Regions from separate parts of the Homo sapiens genome. Here region 2 is linked to region 1. Evidence: read pairs that join two places in POLR2A ChIA-PET (ENCODE). Cell type or tissue: HCT116. All regions are shown on one strand. Links, peaks and the distances in the headings refer to the core of each region. The heading gives the core; the rest is flanking DNA. Region 1 has its middle 24 kb from the start of GPR15. Region 2 has its middle 14 kb from the start of OR5K2.

Region 1 (4,398 bases), core at 257-4,256:
CTGCACATCCTGCACGTGTATCCCAGAACTTAAAATAAAATAAAATTAAATTTAAAAAAATGTTTGCAAACCACTGAGCTGAGTCTTTATCAAGACGGGAGGATGGGTGGGGAAGAGAAAGATGTGTCTCTAATTCACTTACAAAGTTGCAGTTTCTCCTTAGATCTTCAATTCTCCCACCCACATAATCCCACATATTTTAAGTACTAAATGCCCTCATCTTCTGTATTTCTGTTTGTTCAAATTTTCTTTTTTTTTCCTACCGTTAAAAACTCATCTCAGAGTAAAAAAATGAGTGGTTGTGGGGAGTAGGGGGGATTAATAGGTGGCACACAAAGGATTTTTAGGGCAGTGAAACTACTCTGTATGATACTGTAATGGTGGATGTATGTCATTACGCATTTGTCCCAATCCATAGAATATACAACACCAGGAGTGAGCCCTAATGTAAACTAACAACTTTGGGTTATTACAATGTGTCACAAAAAAACCTCATCTCATATCCTTTGTCATATTAAGGTGCAAATAACTGATGAAAAATTCAAGTGCTACAAGGAAGCTGTGTAGCTGACAGGCTAAAGCTCCAGTTCAGCTTGCAAGTGGGTGTGAGAGTCTACGGCAGCTCACAACCTTCCCATGAATCATAAGAGGATGGGAGTGGAGATGAGAGGTGAGAGGCAAAACTGAAAGAGGAGAGGATTTGATTTGAAGGCACAAGATTTGGGTTCTGGTGGTGGCTCTATCACTTCCTGGATGAGTGATCTTGAGAATTCCCTGAAACTCGTTTTTCTCACCTGAGTAACAAGCTTAAGAATAGCACATTCTATCTGTGCTTTAATGAGGATAAATTGAGATAATATATGAGGACATGCTTCACTAATTGTAGTTATACAAAAATGCTGGTTATTGGTCACAAAAAAGGCAGATGTGCTTTTGAAACATTCAGACTACGGTTTGACAATGGGGCCAGTCTGCCTGTATTCCATCATTTTTACTCTCCTTTTCTATTAACTCCATGTGTCCACTTTCTCATCCTAAAATTGGAATAAAAATATTTACTCTCCTGGTTGCTTAAAGGATTGAAATAGAAATGCATGTAAAGTAGAAAAGTATCTGTCTCTCCCCGTCTCTACTCCAGTAAGTGATCAACCAAAGTTGTTGCAATTTCCTTCCAAAATCCACAGGCAATGACATTAATCTGTGTTATGCTCAATCAAAAGGCATGCCCCAGTGACCCAGAAAAGAAGAAACCTGTGACATTCCCATTATTTCCCACAGGGCACTGATCACTTTCTACTTCTCCTAGCTCACCGTGTCCATCACTCATTCCTCAACCCTTTGGGTGGGAATGAGGCATTTGCCCCTACCAGTCTATTAAAATTGCACCTAAATTTACCTTAGAGGAAGTAAATTATAAAGAGCTCTTTGGACTGTTAAAAGTGAAGTGATGTATTTAGAAAGCGAGAGAATTTAAAAATACAGAACCATGATCAATTCTGTTTTAACTTGCAGTATATAGTTGAGAGCATGGTGTACAGGTGGGAACTGGAAAAACTGATTATTTGTTACAGTTGTTATATTTCTGAAAAAGGTGTTTATTCTTGTTTTCTTCACATCTGTTTCCAGTTGCCACTTGTCTTCTTGGGTGGAAATAACTTCTTTTCTATGAACTGGCAGAGTTTCTCTGGGTGTGGGGAGGTTCTGAACTTTGCGTGAGAGTGCTCTCCTTAGTTCAGTAATGAGATCAGTCACCAAGTCACCCCTTTGCTCTCTGGTGATGGCTGCCACCTCTTGCTTTCATGAGAAATGATAAAGCAAATGAGTCAGTGCCTAGGACCCTTCAAGAATGGCACGCGATGCTCAGCTAACCTCAAACCTTAGCTCTAGCTAAGGAGGTTTCAAAAAAAAGCCTTTGAGAAACTCTCCTTCCAGAAATACAGGCATGCATCTGGCTTCCTTCTCTTTTTCTCTATTGGCCTTTTATTTGGCGTTCTGGATTTCATTTAACTTTTTAAAAACACTGAAGTATGATTTTTAGTTTGAATAAAAAAGCAGTGATGTAGTAACCTGTGATCTTCCCCTTTAAGGTAAGATTCTGCAAAATTTTATGAAAAGACAATGTAGTTTTGCATAGTAGATGAGGGCAGAAATGTTTACTTTCCTAATTACCAGTTACCTCCTGGTCAACAAGTACAATCTGAGATCTTTTTGCTTACGTAGCGCTGTCAATTTCCTTTTTTCACCTGAGATAATCTTTTGTTTCGATAACTGTTTTCATAACCCATGCCGTGTTTTTTCCTCTGTTGTTTTTCTTTTTCTTTTTCTTTCTTTTTTTTTTTTTCAGACGGAGTTTCGCTTTTGTTGCCCAGGCTGGAGTGCAATGGCGCCATCTCGGCTCACCGCAACCTCCGCCTCCTGGGTTCAAGCGATTCCCCTGCCTCAGCCTCCCGAGTAGCTGGGGTTACAGGCATGTGCCGCCATGCCCTGCTAATTTTGTATTTTTAGTAGAGACGGGGTTTCTCCATGTTTGTCAGGCTGATCTCAAACTCTCGACCTTAGGTGATCCGCCCGCTTCAGCCTCCCAAAGTGCTGGGATTACAGGCGTGAGTCACCACGCCTGGCCCCGTTTTTCTATTTTTTAAACTACAGTAATTCTCTTTGATTTAAATATTTGTAAAGATATGTACAATAAAACTATTCTTAAATCATAGGGGAAAACAAAATATGGAGCAATAGAGCAATTCTAAATGAAATGCAAGCCTAAACTACTTTTTTAACAAGCTTTGTAAATAATCACTTGTTTGCAAAGGAGGTGGTGATTCATGTGAGAGGAGTAGAAAGAAAGATTTTGGTCCCTTTGAAATTTTATTATTGTTCTTCTAAGTACATCGTCTAGAAAGAAAGCAAACCAATAGCGTTTTGGAATTGTTTAGTCACTAATTGTATTCCATGAGCATTCTTTCTGGTTCACTGGAATTCAGTGTATAAGTCTGGGGACAAAGTGAAGCTCTGAAGTTATGAGCTTTGGACAGCAGGATGGCGAATTAAGGTGGTGGAAAAGGAAACTTTGATGTTGGAGAAACTGGTGTAGCTCAGAACGTAGAACAGAAAAAGCCAACTATTTGGCCAAAGTATCCATCTTTTAAAGAGATACAGTTTTAATCAAGTGAACAGGTAGGACTTCAGTCTGGGTGTTTATTTTTGTCTATTTATACAAATTCTTTATCACTCAGATCAAAGAGTTTGCATTAGGTAGTATTATGTTTCTATATTTTCTTAAATCAATATACACAATGAATTGTTATTAGATCATAAGAAATGCCAAACTGGATCAGATTTACAATTCATCCACCCAAATCCTACCTGTTTTAGACCAATCCAGGGATATTATGTATGGCGACCTGGTGGTTACTCTCCAGACAATTTTTAAAGTCTAGGATGAGCCTATATACAATGCCTAAAACAGTATCTGGCAAGTGTTTGGCTTGGTAATGGTTGATGTTTGTTGAACAAATGAGTGAAAGATAAAAATCTACCATCATGCAATTATCTACATTCTCCTGAAGCTAATCTTTTGTGTTATGTATCGTGTATGACAAGTCTTTTGTTCTAAGTGTATTACATTGTCTTTTTTCCCTTTTTTCTTTCCTTTCGTTAAAGTGTATTTACATTGTCTTAAAAATTACTTATCTTAAGCATCAAGAGAGTTCTTTTCCAACTTTAGTGTTACAGAATTTGATTTGATTAGTCTTAAAGCATTAGACAAGGAGGGAATGATGTACCCCCTCATTTGATGTGCTCCCCACCCCAGTTGAACCCCAGTCTTACTTGGAAGTGGAAGGATTCTGGCTCAGGTTGTAAACAGTAAACCATAAGAAGACAAACTGTTTTGCAGAGTATTTTTAGTAAGTAGCCTGGCCTACCTAAAGGATAAATGTTAATTAGTTATGATTTCTACTTAACATATGGAATGTTACAAGATTAACAGGAGCAGATAAGAAAGAGAAGCATAATTGATTAGTAATGCTGGTAAAAGGTTAATTACAGGGAATGATCTATTTCTATGAGGTAATGATTTATTACATAGATCCTAACAAAGCTTTTATAGTATATATTAATAGCACTTTGAAAGGCCTGAAGGGACTAAAAGAGGAAGGACACAGAAGCTACTTCCTTTGGCCAACAGAGAATTTGTTGACAGAGAAACTCACTACCATATTTTACAATTTCCAGGAACTGGAAGCAGTTGATTAGCCACATCTGTTGTGAGTATGGGTGTGAAGTGAGGAAGTACTTTGCCATATATTCGCTAGTCCAGTACTTTGCCATATACATATATTTCCTAAACCTTGCAGGAATTTGGCTTATTCTTTTGGGTAAAAATGCAATTAAGAGAAA
Region 2 (4,398 bases), core at 279-4,278, 73 kb after region 1:
TTAATAGAATGAATAATTAGTAAATGTTTCTTTAAGAAATATTAAAAAACAAATTGTCATTATAGAGTCTTAAGGTTTTTATAATTATTTTAAAAATTACCTTTAAAATTCAGTTTTCTGAAGTTTTGAAAGTGGGTTATTCATTAACTACCAAGGACCAAGGAGGATGAATACATTTTGATAGTATCGGGACAATATAAATGTTTGTAGGAAAATGTAACCTCTTCTACTTGTGACTCAAGAGCTACAGAAAATGGAACTAAGTTATGAATATATGTATTATGTATATGCACATGAGATATCTTTTGAATACAGGTAGTTAATTTATTGTATATTTTTGTTGTTTTTGTATCACCCCATACATTTTTTCTTGCTATAATTTAGTACGTATCTTTTGAAGAAAGGAATAAGTTCAGCCCACTAACAAGGCTATTCCCTTTGAAAAAGAAATAGAAAATTATATTTTCAAATAGTTAAAATTTTATTATTTATTTTAAATTTTATTTAAATAAACACATTTATGAGATTTCAAATGATAGAAGTAATTCATCATAATATCAGTTTTAAATCTTTGAAAGACAGGCAAGACTGACACATCAAAAGGTAGAATAAGGTCTTTTATTTGCTCTGATACAGAAACAATTTCCTAGTATTACATATAACTTTTTTCTCCTCCTGTACATAATCTTAATACAGTCCCATCTTAATATATTACAATTACTACCTGAGAGTTATATTAAACTGAAAAATTAATATTTCAACAGTTAGTATGACTCTAGAGTTGAATGGGCTATAGCTATTACATTCTACTTCTCAAATGTTTAATCAGCATCACTTATGACCCAACATTTAAAATTGTGTTAGCTGGGCATGGTGGCTCGCACCTGTAATCCCAGCACTTTGGGAGGCTGATGCAGGTGGATCACTTGAGGTCAGGAGTTTGAGACCAGCCTGGCAAAAATGGTGAAACCTTGTCTCTCCTAAAAATACAAAAATTAGTCTGGTGTGGTGGCAGGCCCTTGTAATCCCAGCTACTTGGGAGGCTGAGGCAGGATAATTATTTGAACCCAGGAGGCAGAGTTTGCAGTGAGCCAAGATCACACCACTGTACTCCAGCCTGGGCAATGGAGTGAGACTCAGTCTCAAAATAAATAAATAAATAATAAAATAAAATTAAATTAAATGTTGAAATAGGCTTGCTGATAAAGCATACTTGTACAAATAAACAGGGCCAACTCTAGAGCACTTTTCCTGAGCTGGAAATGTGTAGGAATTGAAGACTAATATGATCTGAAGGGGCATGATCTGTGGAAGGGAGATATATGGTGTCCCCAGAGATGAATGTATAAAATAAATATTCTCGAGTCTACCAAACTTTGGATACTCAGTTAGTTGGCAATTCATCCTGGATGACAGGAAATGGCATATTAAGATTTAGGTAATACCTCAATAATTAAAATGTAAAAAGAAAGTGTTAGCAACATTAAACATTTCTACAAATTAGTTTTTCTTTTTTGAAAATAATGGCAGACAGGAGGCAGGACTAACTTGCAGCTCCCTCTCTGATGGACAGAACAGCATATGGAGACTCACATAGTGAGTCCAAGAACTCCAAGAACTAGCACAGGAACATACGAGGAAAACTGAAAGAATCCACAGACCTTTTGAAAGAAGTAGCTTGCTGATGCAAACTTTGTGAAACAGCTGAAAAAGTGTGAGTGCCCAAAGTGTGAGTGGGGAAGGTCCACCTCCTAACACACATCCTCACATCCTCACCGGGGAACCTGAAAACCCAGATCATGGGAGAAGAATTTAACCTTACCTAGAGCTGAAAAGAATTTAGAGAGCTGAACAAAATATAAAAGTAGAAGAAGTACTGAAAAAGCCCTGTAGGTATTCCTGGTTCGCAGGGAAGCCATTTCTGACTTTATCTCACTGAAGTCACTGGGTAGGACTGCCAGTGGAATTGGGGAAGGACAGGTAGAAGAAAACTTTCAGCTGAACTTTGTAATAATTTTGACCAAGTGCAAATTTTCCTGGGCAGAATCCTGGGTGGAGGGAATGGGAAGTACAGACAGGAGCACAGAAGCTGTGGCAGGTAAGGAGGGGTGGGGCCTGAAAGCCCTGCTTGCTTTCTCAGCTAGAAAACATGCAGCCTGGGGCAATATCCCAGCACTGTTCGTTGGCTGCCTGGATATAAACTAGGTGCTATTGGTGGGGTATGGTGGGATTGAGACTGTCCTTGCTGGCTGCATAGGAGACGAGTGAGGCTTGTCATTGCCAGCTTTCTCCACTTCCCTGAGAACCTGTATGATGCAACAGAGGCAGACATTATGCCCCTGGGAACATAGGTCCATTGGCCTGAGAACCACACCCCCATCACCCACAGCAGCTGCAGCAAGTCCCACACAAAGAGAGTCTGAGCTCAGACACCACTAACCTGCCCCTACTTGATGGTCTTTCTCTACCCACTCTGATAGCCAAAGAAAAAAGATACTATCTTTTGGAAGCTCTGTGGCCCTGCCCATCACTTGAGAAACCCAAATATTTATCCAAGTGACATTAGAGCAAGCTTGTATCTCCCCTATACTACTGCAGTTGATGCTGTCTTGAAACTGCCATCTCCTGGCTGGAGGCCAACACACTCAAGTGATTATATCAACTCATAAAAGAAAAGTCCTGCTCCAGGAAATGAGAAAACAACAGCTAATTCCACCACCGAAACATCCTGGCTAACCAGAGGTCCTGAGTCTGTCCAGGTACAACTTCACTGCTAGCACAACCAACATTCAAGAAAATCAGCACACTAAAAACTACAACCATGGACCCTCAAAGAGTCTACTTCATATCCCTGCTACCACCACTGGCCCAGGTGCTGGTATCCACAGCTGAGAGACTTGAAGATGGATCACATGACAGGACTCCTTGCAGACACTCTTCAGTACCAGCCCAGAGCTCAGTAGCGCTGCTGGGTGGCTAGACCCAGAAAAGCAGTGACATCCACTGCAGTCAGAATCTCAGGAAGCCCCATTCCTAAGGGAAGGGGGAGAGCACACATCAAGGGATCACCCTGTGGGACAAAAGAATCTGAATATCAGCTCTTGAGCCCCAGATCTTTCATTTGATATAGTCTACTCAGATAAGAAGAAACCAGAAAAACAATTCTGGTAATATGACAAAGCAAGGTTCTTTAGCACCCCCAAAAGATCACACTAGCTCACCAGCAATGGATCCAAACCCAGAAGAAATCTCTGAATTGCCAGAAAAAGAATTCAGAAGGTCGATTATTAAGCTATTCAAGGAGGCACCAGAGTAAGGTGAAAACCAACTTAAAGAAATGAAAAAATAACACAGGATATGGATGAAAAATCTCCAGAGATATAGGTAGCATAAATCAAAAACAATCACAACTTATAGAAATGAAAGACACACTTAGAGAAGTGCAAAATACACTGCTAACTTTCAAAAATAGAATTAAACAAGTCAAAGAAAGAACTTCAGAGCTTGAAGACAAGGCTTTTGAATTGCCTTTGAACAAGGCTTTGAATCTGACAAAAGAAAAGGAATAAATGAAAAATGACCAAAGCCTCCAAGAAGTTTGTGATTATGTTAAGCAATGGAACCTAAGAATAATTGCTGCCCCTGAGGAAGAAGATAAATCTAAAAGTTTGGAAAACTTATTTGAGGGAATAATCAAGAAAAATTTCCCTGGCTTTGCTAGAGATCTAAACATTCAAATACAAGAAGCTAAAAGAACACCCTGGAAGTTCATCACAAAAACATTTCATCACCTAGGCACACATTCATTGAGATATTTAAAGTTAAGATGAAGGAAAGAATATTAAGAGCTATGAGGCAATACATCAGGTAATCTATACAGGAAAATCTATCAGATTAACAGATTTGTCAGCAGAAATCCTTCATGCTAGAAGGGATTGGAGTCCTATCTTTAGCTTCCTTAAAGCACTTATCAGCCAAGAATTTTATATCCAGCAAAAGTAATCTTCATAAATGAAGGAAAGATACTGTCTTGAAAATTAATAAGGATATTCAAGACTTGATCTCAGCTCTGGACCAAGCGGACCTAATAGACATCTACAGAATTCTCCACCCCAAATCAAGAGAATATACATTCTTTTCAGCACCACATAGCACTTATTCTAAAATTGACTACATAATTGGAAGTAAAACACTCCTTAGCAAATGCAAAAGAATGGAAATCACTCACTCAAAACCACATGACTAAATGGAAACTGAACAACCTGCCCCTGAATGACTACTGGGTAAATAATGAAATTAATATGAATTAAAATGAAGAAATAAATAAGTTCTTTGAAACCAATGAGAACAAAGACAAAATGTACCAGAATCTCTGAGACACAGCTAAAGCAGTGTTTA

Evidence for each region. ChIA-PET counts read pairs that join two places held together with the same protein. Peaks named below come from ENCODE experiments on the same cell type or tissue, not always from the same donor. Only the 100,000 strongest peaks of a DNase experiment are listed, where the experiment ranks them.
Region 2: POLR2A ChIA-PET joins it to region 1 with 12 read pairs; 1 of 35 experiments calls an interaction of 5 or more read pairs at or near these places.

What each region holds. Positions count from the first base shown.
Region 1 is chr3:98,553,802-98,558,199 of GRCh38, reverse strand. No RefSeq gene overlaps it. Among named protein-coding and RNA genes, the nearest start is that of GPR15, 24 kb to the right of the region's middle. RefSeq lists enhancers at 1,637-1,716, 1,847-2,166, 1,218-2,417. In HCT116, for the core only: no CTCF peak of the experiment used is centred there; DNase peaks (open chromatin) are centred at 632, 1,819, 2,609 and 2,929; H3K4me3 peaks cover 3,037 bases; H3K27ac peaks cover 4,000 bases.
Region 2 is chr3:98,481,144-98,485,541 of GRCh38, reverse strand. No RefSeq gene overlaps it. Among named protein-coding and RNA genes, the nearest start is that of OR5K2, 14 kb to the left of the region's middle. In HCT116, for the core only: a CTCF peak has its summit at 2,972; DNase peaks (open chromatin) are centred at 1,661, 2,151 and 2,631; H3K4me3 peaks cover 948 bases; H3K27ac peaks cover 1,871 bases.